Regions from separate parts of the Homo sapiens genome. Here region 2 is linked to region 1. The links are chromatin contacts, found by Hi-C or POLR2A ChIA-PET in ENCODE. All regions are on one chromosome and are shown on one strand. The core of a region is the stretch at or near the end of the contact, and the rest is flanking DNA. Distances in the headings are between cores, read along the strand shown. Region 1 holds the start of PTGER2 (prostaglandin E receptor 2). Region 2 overlaps GCH1 (GTP cyclohydrolase 1).

Region 1 (4,656 bases), core at 563-3,062:
GCCTGCCACCAGGTACCCATCCAAAGAAAAGCTAGAGACAAATATATAGGAAAGGTTAAATAGTAGGTTTTTGTTGTGAGGGGCCTTATGAAAATTAAAAAGGTATAAAAATATTCGGAAAATAAGCACTGTGCAAATTCAGTGAATCTAAAATCCCTTATTTAATAGTAAAACTGCAGTGCAGAATTATGCTATAAATCATAGTGTTTTCCTATTAAGAAATACTTCTGATTTAAGTTTGATGTTTCCCCATTGCTTGGGGTGAGATGGGGGAATGTTGGAGTAGGGGAATAGTCAGAGATGGATGGCAAAGATTGGTAATAAGTTGTTACTGACCTGCAGAGTTTACAGCTTGAAAGAAAAACTGTAGGAGTTAAGATCCTCTTTCCTAGGAATCCATGCCATGAGAAGTTTAGGGATTGAAGTAGTGCCTGCTGACATGTGAAAACCGGCCTGTAAACTTTGCAAGCGATCCAGTAAATTATGCTTGTTCTAGTGGGAACCACCCCCCCCAACTCCGCATTCCAATCCCCAGGCCAGAATCATCAAAGTTGGCAAAAAATATTCATGGAGAGTAAGCAGGCTGTAGCAAGATAGGCTCTTCAGCAGGCAATCTTTGCTTCCTCCCACGTTATGACTGTCTTTCTTGCCAGTTCCCTAGGCAGATCAGACCCTTCACTTCCCAGTTGGCCTCCCTTCCCCAAGTGAATGTGACTTCTTACAGAACACAATTACCTATGTTGTCTGCCAAACTGGATTTTGTTTTGTTTTGTTTTGTGTTAAATATCAGCCCATTTTCACGACTCTGCAATTATGACAATATGTGGTAGGAAACCATTACTGTCAGCTCCAGTCTGAAACTGGCCACTTACCAATACACTTTGCCAGGAACAAGTCTTTCTGGATGGATACTACGTGGTTAACAACATGTAAAGATAAACGGCTAAACAAAATATCAACATTTTCTTACAAGGCTCAGCTTAAGGACAGAACAGTGATGTGCAATGGTTTTCATGTTGTATCCACAAACACAATTCTGTATAAGACACACTCCTCTTTTTTTAATGGTTGCTTAAACAAGTGGTTATCCGTTATGCTGTTGACATAGGAAACGGTGAAATGCTAGTAACCGAATCAAAGCGGCAGTGCAACAGGCCGCTCGGTGGTGCGCATTGTGTGGTTTGGTTCCTTGGATGGACACACTTGCTTTACGCTTCATCCCAATTTTTGTCCCAACCTCTTAGTGTATCTTCCTGGGAATAGTAAAAACAAAGCAAAACATTCTGGTCTTACTTCAAGCTGCCTTTGCACTGTTATTCCCTTGTTCCGCTCATTTCACGGGATTGGGTTCTCCTAACTTCATTGTTTGGTGAGTTGCTTTGCTTTGCTCGTTGCCCCGATCTTCTGTGTATTCTGCGCAGACCCCGCAAGTGCTCCTGCACTCCCTCCCAGCCCTCTGCTGGGGCTTAACGCTTCCCAGCCGAGGTCAGACTGCCGTGCGCTTCGAGTACCGGACCCCGAGGAAGCGAGAAACGCCGCTCCCGCCGGTCGCGGGCAGCTTCAGTACACCGGCAACACGCGCGCCTCTGCCCAGTGCCGCGCCCAGCGGGTGCTCAGACTCCTTCTCTCCCTCCCCGCCGGCGCGCCCCAGGGACTCGGAACGCCCCCGCGAGTGTGACGCGTCCTGCCTCCCCTGCAGCTCGCGGACACTCGCACTTGCAAGGCCTGGCCAGCACTCTTGGGCCCGCCCCCCGACAGTGCGGGGGCGGAGACGACGGCTCCCCTAGGCTCTGGCTCCCGGCCTTGGCCGGCGCGGGTAGGCGCGGGAGCCTCGAGCGCCGCTCGGATGCAGCAGCCGAGCCGCCACTCGGCGCGCGGCGGGAGACCCAGGGCAAGCCGCCGTCGGCGCGCTGGGTGCGGGAAGGGGGCTCTGGATTTCGGTCCCTCCCCTTTTTCCTCTGAGTCTCGGAACGCTCCGGCTCTCAGACCCTCTTCCTCCCAGGTAAAGGCCGGGAGAGGAGGGCGCATCTCTTTTCCAGGCACCCCACCATGGGCAATGCCTCCAATGACTCCCAGTCTGAGGACTGCGAGACGCGACAGTGGCTTCCCCCAGGCGAAAGCCCAGCCATCAGCTCCGTCATGTTCTCGGCCGGGGTGCTGGGGAACCTCATAGCACTGGCGCTGCTGGCGCGCCGCTGGCGGGGGGACGTGGGGTGCAGCGCCGGCCGCAGGAGCTCCCTCTCCTTGTTCCACGTGCTGGTGACCGAGCTGGTGTTCACCGACCTGCTCGGGACCTGCCTCATCAGCCCAGTGGTACTGGCTTCGTACGCGCGGAACCAGACCCTGGTGGCACTGGCGCCCGAGAGCCGCGCGTGCACCTACTTCGCTTTCGCCATGACCTTCTTCAGCCTGGCCACGATGCTCATGCTCTTCGCCATGGCCCTGGAGCGCTACCTCTCGATCGGGCACCCCTACTTCTACCAGCGCCGCGTCTCGCGCTCCGGGGGCCTGGCCGTGCTGCCTGTCATCTATGCAGTCTCCCTGCTCTTCTGCTCGCTGCCGCTGCTGGACTATGGGCAGTACGTCCAGTACTGCCCCGGGACCTGGTGCTTCATCCGGCACGGGCGGACCGCTTACCTGCAGCTGTACGCCACCCTGCTGCTGCTTCTCATTGTCTCGGTGCTCGCCTGCAACTTCAGTGTCATTCTCAACCTCATCCGCATGCACCGCCGAAGCCGGAGAAGCCGCTGCGGACCTTCCCTGGGCAGTGGCCGGGGCGGCCCCGGGGCCCGCAGGAGAGGGGAAAGGGTGTCCATGGCGGAGGAGACGGACCACCTCATTCTCCTGGCTATCATGACCATCACCTTCGCCGTCTGCTCCTTGCCTTTCACGGTAAGTCACTCCCTACGTTTCCACAGCCCGGCTCTGCTCAGCCTTCTCATGCTCTCCCCTGACGCCTCCACCCTTTCCACCGCCCTACAAACTTTTTGCAACTTGTAAAAATATGTCCTAATTTGTAAAGATCTGTAGCCTTCCCCACTAGTTTCCCCTCCTCTTTAGCCCACTTCCTTATCCTGGCTTATGGGCGTTGCTAGGCTAGAGTTTCTTATACAATAATACAGACCGTCCGAAAGGGAGTCCTGGGCCTCAGCTAAGCTAGCCAATCTCCTCATCCTAGCCCTGGGCAGTGTCCCTTTCTCGCTGTTGCCTATCTTGGCTTAGTAATTGAGAAAGAGGCAGCCCCTTCCACCTTAGGATGGCTGTCACTGTTCCAGCCTGACGACCTGGAGCTGCAGTTTGCTGCCCTGTACCTCTCATCCACTGGTGCTGGTTCTCCATGCTTGCCTTCTGTTCCTGCCAGGGCAAAATGTAGTACCCAACCCATAGCATTCCAGCTGCCATTGAAAATGGTCCCAGATGAGAAGGGTCCCTGAAGCAGAAGTTTAGAGCATTTGTTATTTGTCCTAAAAGTCCAACAAACATCTAGTTTATAGGTTTCCCAATTTATATATTTGAATGTAACTCTTTGTGGCCATGAAAGTTTATAAAACCATAATGATAACTAGAGGAAATACTTGGAGGAACATCTTGCTAAGCATTTGTAATATCTTGCAAAACACGCTCTTAATGTCACTGTCAGAAATACACACAGGTGTCCTTCAGCTTACAGTTATGCACTTGATGAGCACAAAGCCACAGGCAGGAATGGCTGGTCCCTCTCAGGAAGGGAAGAGTGGGGCTACCTGGGGAACTGAAGGACAAGAGACCAAGTCCTGGCATCGTGCTGCCTTGATTTGGGGCAACTTTAGCAGTTATTTGATGCTAACTAACTGCTAAATGATATGAGGCTGTGAGTTCAAGTCTCCTCAAGTGTAACGTTTTAGCTGAGCCTGGAATATGTCCGAGAATGTGCTGGCCTCTTACGGGGGCTAGGAATTGGGAGTTGTGGCAACTCCACTTCCTAATCTTCAGAAGAGCAAGACTGATGCTGCAGCATCAAAGCAGTTAATAGTGACTTCCACCTGCCACAATCTTGGAGAAAAGAGATGGGCAGTGCCTACTATTAACAGGTCTGACCTGTAAAAGCTGGAGGAGAAGTAACTTTATCCTATCTCCTGCCTCCATTACTGCTTCTTACATCTTCATGTGCTCATCCTCAGGGATGGGAAGGGACACAGGGTCCCAAAGGTCTGAATATGATTCTCTCCTCCCCAGCCCAGTTAACTCCCTTAGCTACGTTCTCTTCTCCCTGGTCCCCACTGTCCTCACCCTTCTACCCCATCCTCTGTCAGGGCAGAAACTGTTCTGAATTGGTTACACTTTGAGGGAATGAGATAGAATATTCAAAGACGCCCTCTTATAAAATGAAGTCGGACTGTGGGAGGCTGCATCTCCCATACCACTCTGAGCAGGGGAGTTTATGCAACAGAAACGCTGTGATGTAGAAACCCACATGGCTTATATGCTTTTGATTTATTTTACTGGTAGGAGCTTTTGATTATGTTAGGAGCTAAATCAGCTTTTGAAGGTCAGCACTAGGATGCAGAACATATATCTATGAAAGAAAGCATTTCAAGTTCCACCAAACAGCTTTGCATTCAGCTTGGGGATCAGAAACTATTCCTGAAAGACTGTCTTAGGGTGTTGGGAATTAAG
Region 2 (4,656 bases), core at 1,053-3,552, 2.6 Mb after region 1:
TCCCGAGTAGCTGGGACTACAGGCGCCCACAACCACGCCCGGCTAATTTTTTTTTTTTTTTTTGTATTTTTAGTAGAGACAGGGTTTCAGCGTGTTAGCCAAGATGGTCTCGATCTCCTGACCTGGTGATCTGCCCACCTCAGCCTCCCAAAGTGCTGGGATTACAGGCATGAGCCACTGCACCCAGCCTATACAACTAGTTTAAGAAATACCAAGGAGATTTCAGAATTAGATCAGTGAACAGAATTTCCAACATGCTAAATATGAAGCTGAAAGATGTGCATCTACTTTTTATAAACTACTTCACTTATAAACAGCCCCAGCCCTCAAAAAGCTGTTTACTGTGGTGGAGGAGGGGTAGAAGGGGAGAAAGAGATGACACCAAAATGAAAGGACACGCAGCATGGGATAAGTATGGCCTCCGTGGAGGCAAAGCCTGACAGCACTAACAGCTGGAGGCTGTCAGCAAACTGTTCCTTGAAGCTGAAGGGCAGATTCTTTTTGATAGGCCATCAGAGAGGCATACCTCCAGGGCTGCCCATGTGATAAACGATAAATGGTGGGGTCAATTAGAGGGGTATGATCTACAGCAGCTATGCCTTAAAGTCAACTAGTCAGCGACCTCACTGAGTTAAGGCCTCTCATCTGATCTCCAGGCACGCATAGCCCTTCCTCACTGCTAACGAACACTGTACCACAAATGCCTAGACCACACAGGTAAAATTATATTTTAAGCTATTTTAGTGAGAGATTCCTTGTTTGGGATGTTTGCCAATGGCCTCTATTGAACTGAGTTCTGATTCCTGCTTAGGACAAATAAAAACTAATGTGTGATACATAAAACACATCACACTTCACAGGAAGAGCCATGGCCTCTTAGGACTGCACATCACAAACATTTGGACCAACTGGACCTCGAAAAATTCACCCAGAATTCAGTCACGGCCAATTTCCTCACCTAAACCTGGCTGCTTGTTCACAGAAGTCTCCATAAGCAACAGTTGTTGATAAGCAAGAGGCAGCAGCCACCTCCCCATGGTTGCCAACCAAAAACAAAAAGGACAGTAAAATAAATTACAGGAGGAGGGCAGATAATAAAGGCCAAACATTGCAAAAGAACAAACCTCAGGATCTTCACCTGGGTCTCCAGCTCCAGCAAGGAAATGAGACAGAGTGGTTTCTCAGATTAACTGTGCACTAAACTATGCACTAAACTAAAATACTAAATTGCCCTATATGAGGAAATGCGATGGAAGATAAGAAAAAAATGCCAAAAAATGTAGCAAGAGGCTACAACAGAACAAAACCTCACAGCAATGGTGAGGAAAGACAACAGAAAATCAATCAAGTGTTTTTTGCAAGGAAAAAACTTATTCAATTTTAGAAAAATCACTTTGGCATGAATGGATCAGAGCAGGACAAGCTAGGAGGCAAGAAGGCCAGTTAAGAGGTTATTGTAATTTAAGTGAAAGATGACTCAGATTCTAGAAATATTCAGGTGGTATATGTGTCAGAACTTTGTGAGCATGATTAGCCAAGGGGATTCACGAGAAAGAATAATTGCAGATAAAACAAATAACCAGGCCGGGAGCGGTGGCTTACGCCTGTAATCCCAGCACTTTGGGAGGCCGAGGTGGGCGGATCACCTGAGGTCAGGAGTTCGAGACCAGCCTGACCCACACGGAGAAACCCCATCTCTATTAAAAACACAAAATTAGCCAGGCTTGGTGGCGCATGCCTATAATCCCAGCTACTTGGGAAGGCTGAGGCAGGAGAATCGCTTGAACCTGGGAGGTGGAGGTTGCGGTGAGACGAGATCGCGCCATTGCACTCCAGCCTGGGCAACAAGAGCAAAACTCCATCTCAAAAAATAAATAAATAACCAGGTTACAAAGACTAGATGAAGTAGCAACATGTGTCAGGTTAAAATTCATTACAAGGGTTGACTATGGCCAGAATGAACTTTAAAGACATCAGATAAAGGAGCTGGCCCTAATGCCATTAATATTGATCTTTTAAAAGTTTAAAATAAATCTAATTGCCTTGAAAACTCCATTTAATTTTAACTCTGGTACAGGTAACTATGAATGTTAGTGTATGCCTTTTATTGAAAAACACTTAGACCATAATCTCTAAACCAGCATGGACACGTTCTGCAAAAAACAAACAACCCAAAAAAACTCAAAATGAATTTCCTTCTAGGTTCAACTCAAAAGCTACTTTCTCCATAACATCTGGACTTTCCTGTCTCTCCACCAGAAGCACCCAGCTTCCCTCTGACTACACAGAACCCCTTTACTCCTTGAAGGCCAAGATCAGGCCAACAATCATCTTTGTTTCCCCTTTAACAGTGACTACTCATAGAGACCATCTACAGTTCCACTTTTCACAGTTTCAGTTACCCTTGGTCAAACATGGTCTGAAAATACTAAATGAAAAACTCCAGAAATAGACAATTCATAAGGTTTTTTTGTTTGTTTTCTTTTTGAGACAGAGTCCCACTCTGTCATCCAGGTTGGAGTGTAGTGGCACAATCTCGGCTCACTGCAACCTTCGGCTCCCAAGTTCAAGCAATTCTCCTGCCTCAGCCTCCCTAGCAGCTGGGATTACAGGTGTGCACCACCATGCCCAGCAAATTTTTTTGTATTTTTAGTAGAGATGGGGGTTTCACCATGTTGGCCAGCCTGGTCTCGAACTCCTGACCTCAAATGATACGCCCTCCTTGGCCTCCCAAGGTGCTGGGATTACAGGCATGAGCCATCATGCCTGGCATTTTTTTTTTTTTTTTTTTTTTTAAACAGAGTCTCCCTCTGTCACCCAGGCTGGAATGCAGTGGTGCAATCCCAGTTCACTGCAACCTCCGCCTCCCGGGTTCAAGTGATTCTCGTGCCTCAGCCTCCCGAGTACCTGGGATTACAGGCACATGCCACTATGCCTGCTTAATTTTTGTACATTTTGTAGAAATGAGGTTTGGCCATGTTGGTCAGGCTGGTCTCTAACTCCTGAGCTCAAGTCAGTGACCTGCCTCGGCCACCCAAAGTGCTGGAACTGCAGGCATGAGCCATCGCATCCAGCCAACAATTCATAAGTTTTAAAATGCACGCTATTCTGAGTATTGCGATGAAATCTCCAGCCCTTCTGCCCAGAATATGAATCAATCCTTTGTCCAGAGCATCCACATTGTCTATGCTTCCTACCTAATAGTCACTTAGTATCCATCTCAGTGATCAAATCAACCTTCAGTTTTGCAGTGTTTGTTTTCAAGTAACCCTTATTTTACTTAACAATGGCCCTAAACCACAAGAGTAGTGACGTTGGCAATTCAGTTATGCCAAAGAGAAGCTGTGTTTCCTTCAAGTGAAAAAGATTAAAGTTCTCAGTTTATTAATGAACAAAATCATTACGCTGAGGTTGCTAAAACTATATTAAGAACAAATCTTCTATCTGTGAAACTGTGAAGGAGGAAAAAAAAATTCATGCTAGTATTGTTATTGTACTTCAGACTGCAAAAGCTATGGCCACAGCACATGGTAAGTGCTTAGTTAAGATGGAAAAGGCATGAAATTTGTGGGTAGAAGACACAAACAGAAATTTATTCTGAATGATGGCAATCCAGTTTGGTACTACCCTCAGTTTCAGGCACCCACTGGGGGTCTTGGAACAGATCCCCAAGGATAAGGGGAACTACTGTATCTTCAATTCTAAGGTTTTCTTGAAATAAGGAAATTAAAATATAATATGTGTTGAGAATATACAACATTGTACAGAATGAATTACTGATGTGGTGGCTCACGCCTGTAATCCCAACACTTTGGGAGGCAGAAACGGGCGGATCATCTGAGGTCAGGAGTTCAAGAACAGCCTGGCCAACACGGTGAAACCCAGTCTCTACTAAAAATACAAAAATTAGCCAGGCATGGTGGTGGGCACCTGTAATCCCAGCTACTCAGGAGGCTGAGGCAGGAGAATTGCTTGAACCCAGGGGACAGAGGTTGCAGTGAGCCAAGATCACACCACTTCACTCCAGCCTGGGCGGAAGAGCAAGACTCTATCTCAAAAAATAAAAATAAAAATAAAATAGATGTTTTTAATGTGGATGAACCTTGAAGACATTTTGCAAAGTAAAATAAGCCAGACATGAAGGACAAACATTGTATGTTTCCGGCCGGGTGCGGTGGCTCATGCCTGTAATCCCAGCACTCTAGGAGGTTGAGACAGGCCAATCACTTGAGGTTAGGACTTGGAGACCAACCTGGCTAACATGGTGAAACCCTGTCTCTGCTAAAAATACAAAAATTAGCCGAGCATGGTGGTGGGCACCTGTAATCCCAGCTACTCGGGAGGCCGAGGCAGGGTAATTGCTTGAACCTGGGCGGCAGAGGTTTCAGTGAGCTGAGATCATGCCACCGCACTCCAGCCTGGGTGACAGAGCAAGACTCTGCCTCCAAATAAATAAATATTTCTACTAATGGGCTCCAATAGAATAAAATTCTAGTAAATGAATGTCCTCTTGGCCTTGAGTATAACAGATTTAACTTGGTTCAGATACTCTTTGCATAACCCAACACAAATTATATCCCAATCTAATTACTATAGACTCTAGCAAATTTATAACCATGGGAAACATATTTGTTTGCATAACCTGGAACTGAGAAT

The links. Hi-C counts contacts between places; a loop is a spot of excess contacts on that map. ChIA-PET counts read pairs that join two places held with the same protein, here RNA polymerase II (POLR2A). Pooled maps may share reads with other maps.
Region 2: a pooled map shows a loop between it and region 1 (2.3-fold over the local background). The contact joins the enhancer-like site here to the promoter of PTGER2 in region 1. A Hi-C loop is called at or near these places in 2 of 50 pooled maps. POLR2A ChIA-PET finds 5 or more read pairs at or near these places in 2 of 52 experiments (activated CD4-positive, alpha-beta T cell and activated naive CD4-positive, alpha-beta T cell).

Annotation. Positions count from the first base shown.
Region 1 is chr14:52,312,500-52,317,155 of GRCh38, forward strand. It overlaps PTGER2 (prostaglandin E receptor 2), which reads left to right and starts at 1,813. Exons shown (of 2, transcript NM_000956.4): 1 at 1,813-2,892. The coding sequence starts at 2,050. RefSeq lists enhancers at 1,043-1,603, 1,604-2,163, 2,398-2,547, 2,568-2,707 and a silencer at 1,768-1,877.
Region 2 is chr14:54,888,634-54,893,289 of GRCh38, forward strand. All of the region lies in intron 1 of GCH1 (GTP cyclohydrolase 1), which reads right to left. Among named protein-coding and RNA genes, the nearest start is that of GCH1, 12 kb to the right of the region's middle. RefSeq lists an enhancer at 2,081-2,330. Within about 2 kb of position 2,303, at least 3 of the 41 ENCODE cell types and tissues checked have a DNase peak (open chromatin) inside an H3K27ac peak, as active enhancers do.